Regions from separate parts of the Homo sapiens genome. Here region 1 is linked to region 2. A link is an interaction called in ENCODE POLR2A ChIA-PET data of the cell type or tissue named here. Cell type or tissue: A673. All regions are shown on one strand. Links, peaks and the distances in the headings refer to the core of each region. The heading gives the core; the rest is flanking DNA.

What was found. ChIA-PET counts read pairs that join two places held together with the same protein. Peaks named below come from ENCODE experiments on the same cell type or tissue, not always from the same donor. Only the 100,000 strongest peaks of a DNase experiment are listed, where the experiment ranks them.
Region 1: POLR2A ChIA-PET joins it to region 2 with 7 read pairs; 3 of 35 experiments call an interaction of 5 or more read pairs at or near these places.

The regions. Positions count from the first base shown.
Region 1 is chr13:36,696,917-36,704,722 of GRCh38, reverse strand. LOC102723490 (a long non-coding RNA gene) reads left to right here. Exons shown (of 7, transcript XR_001749825.2): 5 at 1,693-3,263; 6 at 4,703-4,799. It overlaps SERTM1 (serine rich and transmembrane domain containing 1), which reads right to left. Exons shown (of 2, transcript NM_203451.3): 2 at 6,884-7,806. Among named protein-coding and RNA genes, the nearest start is that of SERTM1, 27 kb to the right of the region's middle. In A673, for the core only: no CTCF peak of the experiment used is centred there; no DNase peak of the experiment used is centred there.
Region 2 is chr13:36,836,111-36,843,916 of GRCh38, reverse strand. No RefSeq gene overlaps it. Among named protein-coding and RNA genes, the nearest start is that of RFXAP, 21 kb to the right of the region's middle. RefSeq lists an enhancer at 3,063-3,797. In A673, for the core only: CTCF peaks have their summits at 2,294 (motif pointing right) and 3,005; DNase peaks (open chromatin) are centred at 1,926, 2,336, 2,976 and 3,756; H3K4me3 peaks cover 359 bases; H3K27ac peaks cover 3,562 bases.

The DNA of each region.
Region 1 (7,806 bases), core at 1,597-6,596, 140 kb after region 2:
TTCAATGAGGTCTCCCCCCACGCATCCTTGCTGAGGTCGTGGCGAGACATAGATGGAGGGTAGGCAAAAGCAGGAAGATGACAGCAGAGCAGTAAGGGCTCAGCAAACGAGAGACTAGGGCAGGTGTGTGAAGAAGGGAGAATGGAAGAGGAATTGGATGCATGAAGGCAGAGAAAGTAGGTGGTGGGCAGAAATAATGGGAAAATGTGAATCTTCAGAAGTCAAAATTTAATGATGTTTGCTTAACATTTGCATATATGATACTACTCCCCAAGTATGTGAACTAGACAGTTTACATATAAGGCAGGAAAATAGGGTCTGGAGGCAGGGAACATAAGGCCAATTCACACTTCAGCTATGACAGAAAATATCTTCTCCATAGGGCATAGTTGCTAGGGCCACTCAGAGAGAGAGAATCCTGAAACCTAGCATACCAGCTAAAGGGTAAGAATTTCTTACTAGCCAGTCTCTGGCCTCTTTCTCTCTGTGCAAACTGGCTAATCTCCATTGTAAAGTTTTAAATTAATTGGTTTAATAATAATAAGAGCTTAAATCAAATATTTCATCAGGAAAGTAGAAAGCGTAATGCCTTTTAGTTCACGTGACTTTAGCAATTTTTGGGAAATAAAGAGGGTTTTAAAGATTATTGGTAAAATACAATGTCTTTAAAATGGAAACATGTGGTCTAAATTATGTTCCAATATTAGGTTTGCTGAATGCTTTAAGGTCATAAACTGCTTATTTGGCTTTTGAAAATTGTTTAACTTGCCTGCTTTCCAGCTAGGTAAGGCCTGGGAACATGTGGAGTTGGCCATGCCCCTAGCTATGCTGCAAACAGTCAAACCTTTTCAGAACATAACTTACCAGGTTTTACATTAAAGTTAAAATTGCTAAGAGTCACCATTGTAACATGCAATTAAGACTACTAGAAACGGTTTTACATGCACGGTGTGTAAGAATAGTAGAATGTATGTCTCTGTGTGTGTTTTGTAAAAGGTTTTTACTTCTTTAAAATTTCTGAGTCATTATTTTGGCAAAATAAATAATCTGGAATTCCAAAATCAAACTTCAGTTTCAAAATTGTCTTTCCTAATGCCTGGCTTTCTGGATGGATCAGAGGGCCCCTGAAAACATCCAGAAAGGAGGTAAACAGGATTATTTGATGTGTTTAGGTACATGGGATTGCCAAAATGATGTTCCGTGTTCTTTAAGTTTTTTTTGTGAATAATACTAATATATGTTCCAAAATTGTATGGGATTCCTAAAATAGTACATGCTATCAATTATAATTATGGGTATTATGTTAAGTTATTGTAAACCACACAAATAACCAAATTTCCTTGTATAAAGCTACTAACCCAAGTAGAACAAAAATTAATTAAATACCAATAAAATACTTTGTCAGACTTTCATGTTAAACCAGCTGATACTGAAATTTTTAAGATAGTTTATAACCAATGCTTGGTCCCATATTCCTGGGAAGACAATTAAAGCTTCATGTACATTTGGTCACCTTGTGGGCCATTTAAACATTTTATAAAGGGATTTCATTCAATTGTTATTTCCAATGCATGCTTTCTGGTTGTATAAAAGCTTTCCCACGTGAGAGGGCTGATGTTATCACAGTAGATTATTATGCTACAGTGTATTTGCACCAGGTAAAAAAGCTTTTTATGGTTTGAATCTTCTGAGAACACCAGAGAAAGACTCTCCTTACCATCCTCACTGCAACTAAACTTCGGGACCCTGGGCTTTGGGTTCATGGTCTCGCCACTGAAAAGGTTCCCTCCACACTTTTGGAATTGTGCACCCATTGGAACCCTTGAGGTAAAGCTAACCAGAGAAATTTCTCCCAAGAAGAAGAAGATGGCATCCTTGAAGTGAACAGCTTTTCCCAAGTTCACAGAGTAAGACTTCTACTATCATGAAACTCTTATCTTTGAATATTTTTTCTTGCTTATATCTCTACTAACAATAGAAGTGGAAAAAGGGTCTGTTATGTGCACTTATGGGGTATACTTTTATTTGTGAAGAAGTTTGCAGCCAGCCTTATACATGGATAACCTTCTACTTTGATAGAGATGAAGGCCCAATGCAGGTAAGAAACTTTAGTGGTACATATGTTGCCCCATAATCACTCAAAAACAAAATATTGGTTCATCCCTCTTAACCCACATCATGGGTTAAAGAGAACATTGCCAGGGGGTCTTCACTCTCCTAGAAGGGCATCATTTGTTAAGTCCTTTTTCCATGGCTTAAAGTAAAGGAAGCAATGATTAGAAATGTATCCCTCATGATAGGCTCTATAGCAAATCTACTTTAAAGGCTATCGTTACACAACAGATTTTAAATTCTCTTTGAAAGTTATGCTAAATAGAATTGGCTAAACAAAGAAGTTCTTCTGCAGCTGCTGACACTTGCGGCCTATGGAGAAACAGGTCAAATGCAGATTATAAAAATTCAGTGTAGGGGATTAATGAAAAGACCACTTAGTCAAGTGAGTAGACTCTTCATCTAGCTCATTCTTTAAACTATTTAAGTGTAGGTGGTTTGGTTTCTAGGGACCCTGGTTAAGGAGCATACTCTGAACTCTGGGTATTTTCCTTCCAGTAGTGATAATAGTAGTCTCCTTGGTGCACTGTATTCTCTCAAAGGTTTTAAATGCTTGCATGCAGCCATCTCTAGAACATCAAATGGTCTCTCTTCGACTGGAATGACAACAGCTGAAAGAAATGTTCAACCATGAGGACACCATACCTATAAATGATGTGCTGAGACTGGAAACCCAAAATGTTGGTAACTGAGAAGTGGCACTAAGGCCCTAAGTTTTGGTTGCACACTCACCTAAGTGAGAACCTGACCAAAAAGGGGGGATTTTTAAAACAAAACTCTGTGAGGCCATTGTTTTGGACTAAGCTCATGCACTCATGCCCTGGGCCCCAACAGACTAAAGCAAACACAGATGGAGTCATTTGTGCTAAGACTTTAAGGAAACGCTTGGATTCCACAACAGACTAGCTTTTGTTTTTTTCTTCTGCAAATCTCTATAACAAACATTTCTGACAACATAGGTATCCACCCCCTGAAGTTCCCATTAAATCTTTTAACCAAATTCATTTCCTCTCACCTAGAGACCATCAAGCTTCAGATGATGATGCAACAAAGGTTTCAGCCAGTTCCAGGTGAAGACACCACCCTTGGACATCAAGAAGCTACCCTGCCTCCACTAGATAGAGCAGGGAGAGTTCTGTGATCCCCAATAGGTAAGGACTATGCCCCAAGCCAGCATGAAGCAGTTACCAAAAAAGATCATCGGTCCCTCTGCCTCCCATAAAGATTTATGGGATCACATCTCTCAGGGAGGAGATGAGGCAGGAAAATACGGTCTGGAGGCAGGAAACATAAGGACAATTCACACTTCAGCTATGACAGGAAATATCCTCTCCATAGGGCATAGGCCAAGTAAATGACTTTGCAACTTTACTTCATCCTCTTCATTTATGTAGTATGTGTCCCAATCCTCTAGAGGATATTGAAACTCCCAAAATTCTAAATAGTGTGGACTTGGAGCCCCTATGCTCAGGCCCGCTCCCACACTATGGAGTGTACTTTCCTTTACAATAAAACCCTCCATTTCTTCCTTGCTTTGTTTGTGCATTTTGTCCAATTCTTTGTTCAAGACTCCAAGAACCTGGACACCCTCCACTGTTAACACAAATAGTTTCTTAATTCTCACAACATTGTAAGGAGGTTATTATTCTCTTCTAGTTACCAATATCTGGAGTCTCAGAAGGTTGCCTAAGGTTGTAGAGTTAACATTTAGGTCTTGGTCTGAATCCAAATTCTATGTCTTATGGCATGTAGTGTTAGCTAAACAGGGCAGATAGATAACCAAGGAGAAACCACCCAAAAATGTTAACTCTCCACAAGAGCCTGGAATCATAGGAATGAGCCATATAGTGCATCAAGAATAATAGCTGTTTTGAGAATTGAATTTTAAAAAATTTTAAAAGGAGCAACAATTTTAAATGCTTCAACTTTGCTGCAGTATTAGAGTTTCATTACAATATTAGTCACATATCATGTTAAAAGTACTGGAATAATAGTTACATGGACTGAAACATGATTGAAATACTTTAAACAAGGGCCAAATGGGGACACATTAGGTGAGGAGAGAAGAATCTGAGAAGGTGTGTGTGTGTGTGTGTGTGCGTGCGTGTGTGTATGAGAGAGAGAGAAAGAGAGACAGACAGACAGAGACAGAGAGACCAGGAGAGGGAGAGAGGGAGGTGAGAGCGTGGTTGAAACGGGAGGAGGAGGGAGGGGTGTGTGTGGCAACACTCATTCTCAGCTCAGGCCGTTTCCATGGCTAGAAGATGAGCAGATATTTGTAGCTGGGAGAACAACTCACCACCCACTCCCATACCCCACCCAGGGTGGATCTGAATAGGACTTTTTGTCCATCTCTGGTTTATTTTCTACAAAGCATCTACAGTCATCTTTCTGAAACAAAAATTCAATTATATAACTTACCTGTTTAAAATCCTTCAATGGATTCTTGTCACCCTCCGAATAAAATCCAAGTTACTACTTTAACCTACCAGTTCCTACATAGTCTGTCCTGCCCACCTCTCTAGACTCATGCTCTGGATCCCAGTACTCTGACTTTTCTGTTCACAAGCCTAGCCTTTCTCTGCCACAGGGCCTTTGTAGACGCTATCCCTTTGTGGAGAAGACTCTCAACACCCTTCAAATACTATGATCTCATCAGGAAGGCCCTCCCTGACCACCTATGCCTGGTGAGTTTCCCTTGTTGCTTATTATTTCACAGTTTTATTCTCTTCACAGTGCTAATGGCAATTGCAATTATACATATTGTTTGTTCATTTGTTTTTATATCTTCCTTACTAGATTATAAGCTCCGTGAGGGCAGGAACTATATCTGTCTGTTTTATCTAGTGCCAAAGGATGTATTCATTTATTTTATTTTATTATTTTAATTCTTATTTTAAATTCTGAGGTACACGTGCAGGATGTGCAGGTTTGTTAGATAGGTAAGGAATCAACCCAAATGCCCATCAATAATAGACTGTATAAAGAAAATGTGGTACGTATACACCATGGAATACTATGCAGCTATAAAAAGGAATGAGATCGTGTCCTTTGCCGGGACATGGATGGAGCTGGAAGCCATTATCCTCAGTAAACTAACACAGGAACAGAAAACCAAACACCACTTCTATTCATTTATTTAATAAATTCCCATTGATAATAATGTCTTATTACAGTGTCCAGGGTGGCAAACACCCTAACCCAGAGTGGACCCAATCCAACATAAAGAAAAGCTATACTTGCAATGGTTTGATGAGGTCTCTGCATAGTCAGAAGTGACTACAGGGGCTAGTGAGCACTGTTGCTATGAAAAGCAGTATTAGTAGGAAATGTTTCTTACTAAGTGGTAGATGTTTAGGCATGGTTTTGAATGAGAAGGTTGAGTGAGAGGGAGTTACTGTGCTCAGCTCATCACTGAAGGCAGGGGGAAATTGAAGTAAGTGGACTTTGAAAACTGAGGTGCTGTCTTCGAACACTGGGGATGATGGTTTGTTCTTGGATGGTGTATGTGTGGGTGAAGGAGAGCGTATGTCTGAGTTAATGTGTGTGTGTGTATGTGTGTTCATGCACACAAATGCATGCTTGGGCTGGCTGGATAACCAGGAAGCAAGAGAAGCACAGTTGTCCTCTCACTGATGGAGAGATACTGCAGAGAGCTGGTCCTGGGAGATCCAGAGCCTACCGTGAACTCCTCTGCTACAGACCTCCCTCCAGGACTCCATCCATACCACACCCATCCTCACACAGCCTGGGAGTATTCTCTCTTGAATAACTCAGACTCTCTGAAGTCTTAGGTCCAGGGTGTTGGACTGATAGGAACGTATCCCAGGGGACTTTCTAACAGAGAGTCGGAGAGTGGGACCTGGCATTAGATTGAAGTGGCAGCCTCTCTCAGACGGGTGGGAGGCTGACTTCAAGACAGGGGAGCAAGGATAGAAACTGGTGCTTCTCCTAGATAATGTTTTCCTAGTTATGCTGTTGTTTTCCTTTGGACTGTGGGAATAGTCTTACTTAGTACTCAATGTAAAATATTTTCTCTCATCTTATAAATCCTGTCAGCTACCCCCAGTCCTCTAACCTAGTCTGTTATATGCATATCATCTTGTGGGGAATTAAGAGACAGGACAAGAAAGACATGTGACTTTTTGCACTTCCCTCTTCCACCAAGTTTATTACAATAGCAGCAGCAGCAGCAGCTTTCCATTGAGGAGAAGGGTGGCTGGATTCAGACTGGAGCAGGAAAGTAGGTCCCAGTGGGGATTTTGAGCTGTGCAGGGGATGCTCAGCTGGGAGCAACTGCAGTTACAAGGGCAGTGGCCGAGAGGTAAGACCCCTGTCCTCTGCAAATACGTAAGCACAATATATGTGATCCTTCCTCTGCCAGTTTCCCCGCTGATCATCAGCATCACCTGAAGTCCTTGTTAAAAATATCCAGAAATACTCTGGCTCCACTCCTGAAGGTCTGGGGTGTGGCGTGGGATCCTCTATATTGTCGAAGCACCCAGATCGTTCTTCTCATCTGGGAAATGTGGGACTCACTGTCGCAGAAGGAGGTGATCCTTGCAGGGCTGGGGAGAGGCTGACATTTGGGTCACACATTACTGACCCTGCTTCAGACAGAACGTACAGAAAAGGAGTGATATATTTATATGTAAATATATGTCTATACGTCTCTGTGTGTGTGTGGTGTATGCTTAAAACTCTTAGGAAAAGCTTCTTCTCTAGAAGAGATTATAAATCACCTCACTGGAAAAGAATCAAAGAACCAGGCTTTCAATGGACTCCACTTCTTTATTTATAAACCCATCTTCCAACCTTTCTGAACTTCTTAAACAACATGAATTCATCTCAAGTTGTACAATCTGTTACCTTGGCAAGCTTCTAATGACAAATCTTATTTTCCATCTTTGAATGTGGCTCTTAATTTCTCTACTAAACATTGAGAGCAAGAACCATTGCGGCAGGGGAGGAATGGGAGTGTGCTTGTGGATTTGATTTGATTTGATTTTTAAAGTAGTTTTGCTGTCAGAATTCTTTATATCTCTTTCACATGGAAAGGATATAAAGATACCCTGAGGACAGATCATACTCAGATTGTTCTGTTGTGTGGCAAATTTGTCCTTTTATTTAAAAAAAAATCACTTCATCCATGTCCTTGTTTCTCTCTATAACAAAAACAGCATAGGATTAGTCAAAGAGCAAAAGTGATAATATAGATGCCTCTGTAATCCTGTGTAGCTTTCACACGACTTTTAATTGGGAGTATGTGAGTTTATATATATATATATATATATATATTTATGTGTGTGTGTGTGTGTGCGTATATATATGTATATATACATATATTCAGAGAATGCTAATAATGCTCTAAAATAGCAGTTTATCTAGTCCAGTTTTTATACTACATAATGACACCCAACCCACTGCCATGCTTTAAATGGAAGCAGAGGTAAATTTTTCACTAATTATACATTTTAGGGCAGCAACTCTGTGCTGGTCTTATGGTGTTTGGGGACGTTTTTGATATATAAATAGTTAAATGTGTTCTGATTTAAGTGAGGCTTATGAATTAAAAGAAGAAGAAGACTTCTGATTTTCATTCCCAGACCTCCACTCACTCAGCATTTTAGTATGATAAAGATAAACCCTGTACAAATAGTGGATTCTTTCCCCCATTCTAATCACTGGAGAGTG
Region 2 (7,806 bases), core at 1,702-6,701:
GCTTACCATTTTGTGGAGAAAGGTGAACAAGTAAACCAATAATAAGCAGTGTGCTGTCAGCTGTGACAAGCTGCTGGGACCACCGAGTGACATCTACATCAGGCCCTGGGTGAGTACCAGGGAAGGCTTCTGGGCCGATCCAAGTTGCCATCCTTCACGGCAGTTCTCTTAGTAAATCATCCCAGGCATTCCTAAAGCAGGTTAGTGCCTGCTGTCTGTGTTCCCATAATACTTTGTGCCCATCAATGGTCAGTATCAGTTCCTGCACCCCACTGTTGTTTACTTATCCATCTTTCTGCCAGGCTGGGATGTCTTTAAGGACAGGGATTCCATTTATTCATTTTCAGCATTTTCCAGCTACTGTTTGTTTAGAAAGGCTTTTGGGGATCACATTGTAAAGGCAGAAATGGTAGTTATTTTTAGCTCTTTCTTTAAAAATATCCGAAAGTATTTAGCTTCTCCTTTCAAAATAAAAAGCATTGCCAGTCCGCAGTCCGGCCTGGGCGACAGAGCGAGACTCCGTCTCAAAAAAAAAAAAAAAAAAAAAAAAGCATTGCAGGCCTCCAACTGCATATCACGTAACCATGCACAGCAGATAGGGATCAGAAAAGCGTGCTTGTGATTTATTTTGGAAATAGTTATCCAGCTGCATAGCAGTAGCAAGGAAAAGTAGTTTTAGCAATTAAACAGTTAAAATTGCTTTTATTCTAAGTATTTATTTTCACAATGTGAATTTGAGTATGAGAAGCATAAAGAATTTTGATGTTATAACACCAAGTTAACAGACACTAATTCTGAAAGTTTACCTCCGCATGATCACTGATGGTTCCATTATTTGCATACATCTAATAAAAATGTTAGGCAAGGCCTCAGAATGACTCTTAATCTAAATGCCAATGTTAAATGGAGTAAATATAAGGAAAATTATATTCAGTTTGGTTTTTAAGCCAAAGAGAATTCACACCTGCAACGTGTTCTTTGAAGAGAACGCTTGCAAGTGGCAGGCTAACTTCTCTCTAGTCTCATCATTTAGGAAGGAAAAATTATCAAAACAGGCCAGGAGCGGTGGTGGCTCACGCCTGTAATCCCAGCACTTTGGGAGGCTGAGGCGGGTGGATCACCTGAGGTCAGGAGTTCGAGACCAGCCTGGCCAACATGGTGAAACCCCGTCTCTACTAAAAATACAAAAATTAGCTGGGCGTAGTGGAAGGTGCCTGTAATCCCAGCTACTCAGGAGGCTGAGGCAGGAGAATCGTTTGAACCCAGGAGGCGGAGGTTGTGGTGAGCCGAGACCGTGCCATTGCACTCCAGCCTGGGCGACAGAGCGAGACTCTGTCTCAAAAAAATAAAAAATTAAAAATAAATAAAAATCATCAAAATAATCCATTGATATTTAAGCATAATTTCAAATATTCTGAACATCATGCTGTAAAAGTGTTTTGTCTTTTTTGATGCCATAACAGCATATACTTTCTTATACATTCGGTCTTCAAGCTAAATACAATACCATTTTACAATTCATTTGTTAACACACTTGCTTTTCTTGACCCAATTATTTTAAAACAAATTAAATATAGCCCATCACTAAATGAATGTGGAAAGTGAAATTTGTCTTAATAAATACTGAAGGGTATACTGAAATGATTATAGTACAATGTTTGAAACATGTTGATATGCAATAAAATATTTTAAACAAAATCATTTCTTTCATACACCATGAAAAAATGTTAAATTGATTTTTTTCTAAGGGAGTTTGTGAGATTATAGATTACCGTGAAAGGGGTTTGCAAACAAAAGTTGGCAGAGTTCCTATTTGTTTCTCCTGGTTTGGCATAAAAAGGAAATACAAAGCTCAGTGCTGAAGGACAAGAGAGGGCTCTTCAACTTGCTGAAGGAGTGGAAAAGAACTAAAAGGAATGGAAAGAACTTTTGTGAAACAATGATCCATTGGCATTATACCATATAAATCATGATGGCTTGACATAAAGGAGAGAGGCAGAAATAGGCAGGAGCTTGGAGGTAAAGGGTTTTGCATACTAAACTGAGACATTTGAACTACAGGTTCTTAAATCTACAATGACAATTTAAAGCATTGCTACTAGTTACTTTAAAAAGCAACAGTCTATGATAGACCCTCCTTGGGGCCCCCTGAATCATGATCCCCCCATCCTTGCTCCAGACATGCTACAGATTGCTTTGGAAAATCATGTTGGAAGACATCTGAGAATTTGGGAGTTTAAGGCTCCAAATTGTCCCACTGCTTATAAGCTTTATCTCTACGAGTTTGGTTGAGGTTTAGAAAGCTTTGGGTAAGCACCAGAGGGCACTCAATGTACAATAAATATTGCATATTCTAACTTGAGGGAAATGGTTTTTTGATTCAGAGTATGCAATTGGCTGGGTGTGGTGGCTCATGCCTGTAATCCCAGCACTTTGCGAGGCTGAGGCGGGTGGATCACCTGAGGTCGGGAGTTCGAGACTAGTCTGGCCAAAATGGCAAAACCCTGTCTCTACTAAAAATACAAAAGTTAGCTGGGTGTGGTGGTGTGTGCCTGTAGTCCCAGCTACTTGGGAGACTGAGGCACGAGAAGAGCTTGAAACCGGGAGGTGGAGGTTGCAGTGAGCCAAGATTGTGCCACTGCACTCTAGCCTGGGCAACAGAGTGAGGCTCTGTCTCAAACAAGAAAACAAAGAGTATGCAATCATTTTTCTTACAAGTATTATAGCATACAATCTAATTGGCCACTATTGTGTATACTAGCTAAATTTATCTTTTAAATAAGCAAGATACTAAGCAATGCTTGCCTTAGAAACGTAATGAGATTCACCCCCTACCACTGGAAGACTTTTATTAATTTCCTGTTGCTGCTGTAAAAAAGTGCCACAAATTTTGTGGCTTAGAACAGCATAAATTTATTTTACAGTTCTTACCCTTACAGTTCTTGAGGCCACAAGTTTGAAATCTGTCTCACTGGGATAACGACAATGTGGTGGCATGGCTAGTTCTTTCAGGAAGCTCTAGGGGGAATCGTTCTCTTGCTTTTCTTTTTTCTTTTCTTTTTTTTTTTTTTTTTTTTTTTTTAGCTTCTGGAGGCTGCCTGCATTCCCTTGGCTGGCTATGCTTTTCTTGAATCTCTCTAACCTGTTGCTTCCATCATCACATCTCTTGTTCTTCTGTAAGCAAGGGTTCCTCTTATAAGGACACGTGTGATTACATTTAGAGCCCATCCAGATAATTCAGGTTGATCTCTCCATCTCAGAATCCTCAACTTAAGCACCTCTGCAAAGTTCCTTTTGCCACATAAGACAACATCAACAAGTCCTGGAATTAGTACATGGATATCTTGTGGGGGCATTATCCAGCCTATCACAAGACTCTACTACTGATACTAGAGGGAGGCAGGGAAGTGCTGGGTAGAGAAGGGTGGGGTCCCCAGGCGAGGGCTCCACGCTCGGGCCTGTGCCCACAGACCTAAGTGAGAACAGGGATTCCTGTTTTCGCACCCAAATGTTGCACTTCCCAAGACCACTATGGCCTGCCATGCCCCCATCCCATGGCCCTAGAAACCTGAGACCTTAGCAGGCACAGACACAAGTGGCTGGACATTGAGAGGAGCAGAGAAAGAGAGTGGCAGAGAGTGACAAAGAGCGGGAGTGGCAGGGCGGCATGGCAGAGAAGGAAGGAGGCGTCCGTCTACCGAGAACAGCAGGACTCCAGGGGAAGATCACGTTCCCACTCCATCCCCCACTTCCGGTTCCGCATCCATCTCGCTGAGAGCCTCCACCACTCAATAAAACCTTGCACTCATCCTTCAAGCCCACGTGTCATCCGATTCTTCTTGTACACTGGGCAAGAACTTGGGATACAGAAAGCTGTTAAACTGGCCACTGCCCTTGCAATAAGGCAGAGGGTCTATCGAGCTGATTAACATAATCCTTCTGCAGACGGCAAAGCTGAAAGAGCACACTGTAAGAGACGCCCACTAGGGATTCGGGAGTCACAGACAGCCATCCCTAGACGCTGCCGTGAGGTCAGAGCCCAGAAGCGCTCCCCACGGCCTCTGCACCTGCCCGTCTGCATGCTCCTCCTAGGGGTTTGAGCAACAGGGAAACCAAAAGAGTGAGCCATACCCATGTCGCATGCCCCGCAAGGGGGATAAGGGAATTCTCGTTTCACTAGTTATCTTGCGCTCTAATCAGAACCATTATCAATGGAAGTTAATGGTTAAAAACCATTATCTATTGTTAATGTTATTAGATTGTATCCATTTCCTTTAACATAGGGTCCTTCTTAACAGCTGTCAGCTGTCCAATAAACCAAGAATTTGACTGACTTACTGTGTAACTACGGTAGGTTTCACTTCAGTGACCTCCAACGAGCCACACACATCCCAGTGTTGATGGCCACCCACATGACTTTGGGTTAGCTATGTGACCTAATTTGGCCAAAGGCATGTTAGCAAGCATTATGCGAGCAGAGGTTTGAATGAGTACTTGCACAATGGGGCATGTCTTCCTGGAACAGTACTCTTGGGAGCAAGCCCCCATGCTAGACTACTGAATGAAGAGATGTCTGTGGGTCAGGTGCAGTGGCTCATGCCTGTAATCCTAGCACTTTGGGAGGCCAAGGCAGGTGGATCACCTGAGGTCAGGAGTTTGAGACCAGTCTGGCCAACATGGTGAAACCCAGTCTCTTAAAAATACAAAAAAAAAAAAAAAAAAAAAAAATTAGCCAGGTGTGGTGGCACATGCCTCTAATCCTAGCTACTCAGGAGGCTGAGGTAGGAGAATTTCTTGAATCCAAGAGGCAGAGTTTGCAGTGAGCCAAGATCGCACCATTGTACTCCAGCCTGGGCGACAAGAGCAAAACTCTGTCTCAAAAAAAAAAAAAAAAAAAAAAGAGATGACTATGGACAGAGGCTCTGGAGAAGGGGCCAGCAGAATCTCTAAAGGCCCAGATAGTAAATATTTTTGGCTTTGTGGGCCATGTGGTTTCTGTGATTGTCACAACCACTCAGTGCTACCACTGTAGTGCAAAAGCAGCTGTAAATAATACATAAGTGAATAAGCTTGGTCATGATTATGTTCCAATAAAACTTTGTGGACAATGAAATTTGAATTTCATATAATTTTCACATATCACAAAATATTTTTGTTTTGAATTCTTTTTCAACTATTAAAAAATGTAAAAGCGGTTTAATTACTGCAAATGTAAAAATTACTGCTCATGGCAGTACAAAAACTGAGCATGGGTTGGATTTGCACAGGGGCCTTTGGTTTGAAGCCTCCAGCTCTGGAGGATGGGAGGTCATCTTGACTGTCCAGTCACAGCCACACTCCCATCTGAATGCGGCCTCATGAGATACCCCAAGCAAGACTACCAGAAGAAACTCTCAGCTAAGTTCAGCCGACCCACAACATTGTGAGGAAAAAGAAAAAAAAAAAGGTTGTTATTTGAGCCACTGTGCTTTGGGGCTTTTTGGTTATCTAACACATGGAAACAGTAGCCAAACCTGTAGTTGTGCCTATCATTCAGGTGTTTGGAATGTTGATAAACTTTGCCTGCTGTTCATCAAGAGGTCTCAGGTAAGCAGCTTATCACAAAATACAGGCAGTACCTGCAGTTTATTATATGGTTGCTACTCTGGTTCTGATCAATATCTTGTTCAACTTGCTATGCCTGTATGTCAGCTATTTAAGAGATTTCTGTTCAAAATTCTTACTTCCTTTTCCAAGATCATGTGAGAAGGCTTGCCATTTTGGTTGCTAGAAATAAACCCATCAATTCCTGCCTCCTATTGATAGAGGCATGAGAGAGCCAAATGCCTAGGCAGACAGGGAAGGGTCCCCAGAGAACCTCTGACCCATCCAGGTCATTGTGCACAGGGGGCTTGCCTAAACACGCCCACGGTGAAAAATTCTGTCCCTTAACAGGTGCACAATATCGGAAATAAATCAATATGGAATGGCTCAGACTAAGGGCTCATATGCACACTGAGGGAATGGGGTGGAGCCACCAGGAATTCATGCCTTATGCAGGGGAGGAGCCTGGTCTCTTCAGCTTGTTTGTGGTGACCTGGTATTCAATTTGTGAGGTGGGAGCCTACTGGTGGCCCCCCCCCCCCTTTTTTGGTGAGGGTTTTCTTTTCACTTAATAAATTCTGCCCTCTTCACCTTTCAATGTGCCCTTGTGCCTAACTTTTCCTGGCTGTGAGACAAGAACCCAGATTTAGCTGAACTAAGGAGCAAAAAATCCTGCAGCACTATTATTAACACTAGGGATGAGCTATTACATTTCCCAGCAAGGGCACAGTGTAGGCAGTCAGGCAGCACTGGCCTCTGAGGACACTGCCGATCCTGCCACTGCTGCACTTGGCATAGTCACCACAGTGGTCCCAGCATCTGACCTTCAGCACATAGCCAGAGAGACACTCAGGGACTGGTGATCTGCTGCTCAGAAAGCATTCAGCACTCAGCCTTCCTCTCCAAACTGGGCACCTGAGATTTGCTCTGAATGTCTCAGTTCTAAGTTGTTCTTGCCCTTCAGAATGGGCAGTCCCTGGCCTGGGCAGGGGCTAGAGTGACTTTCAATTGCTAACAAAGCAGGACATATTGAGGAAAGTGAGATACGGGGTGGACTTTATAACTCATTAAAGGTAGCAAATGTCTGAGACTAATTGCAAAAGGCAAGTGATTCTTTGTTGTTGGCATTAAAGAGGTGAAGAAGAAATAGAGGAGACACAGTAATGTATCATTTGGGCATGTTACCCAGAGAAGGGCACCCAGATAAGAGAGCAATGCTTGTTTTTTCTTGGACAAGCATTTCCCTGGCCAAAAGCGTTCACCTAACTACCCCAAGAGGCAGGGTGTACATGTCATGATGGATAGTTTAAAAAGAAAAGGCCAGCTCTGCAAGTATAAGAGGAACTCAAAAATAAGAGTCTCAGCACACCCTGCTATGAAGCAAACTTGAGTTTCCATACTAGCAGACAATTTTAGGTTTTCTTAGAAAAATATTGATCTCTGTAACACTCAGTTTCCCTCATTTTTTTTGTTTTGTTTATGGAGACAGGGTCTTGCTGTATCACCCAGGCTGGAGTGCAGTGGCAGGATCAGGGCTCACTGCAGCCTCAACCTCCTGGGTTCAAGCGATCCTCCCACCTCAGCCTCCTGAAAAGCTGGGGTCACAGGTGTGCACCACCATGCCCAGATAATTTTTGTATTTTTTGTAGAGACAGCATTTCACCATGTTACCCAGGGTGGTCTCAAACTCTTGGGCTCAAGTGATCTGCCTGCCTTGGCCTCCTAAAGTGCTGGGATTACAGGTATGAGCCACCACACTGGCTGGTTTCCTTCATTTTCTGAAAAGGATTGCTGTCACAATTACCCTCACTATGCCCCCCACAAGTTTCTGCAGATGCTTCTAATCAGCATGATGGTGAAGTGCAGGTATGCATGTATAGTTTAATGATATAACCATATTACCATAATAAACACTAACAATTTTAACGCTAATATTTAATGTTAATTAATATATTACTATTAACATATCCTGCTGCTTATTAGATTTTCAAAGGCAACCGGTATAAAATCTTATTAGTGCTGACTGTGGTCTCCAATTTAAGAAGAGTAAATCATTCAAGGTGCAATTATAGGAGGAACACAAACAGAAAATCCCACTAGTCATAACTTATCTTCCAGTTGTCTTCCTCAGCTTTCCGTTTTTGTTTTCATGCTGCACCTACTCTTGGAACCTCTAAAGCCCAAGCTACAAATAGCTCATAAAAATCAGCATCTGTGCTTATG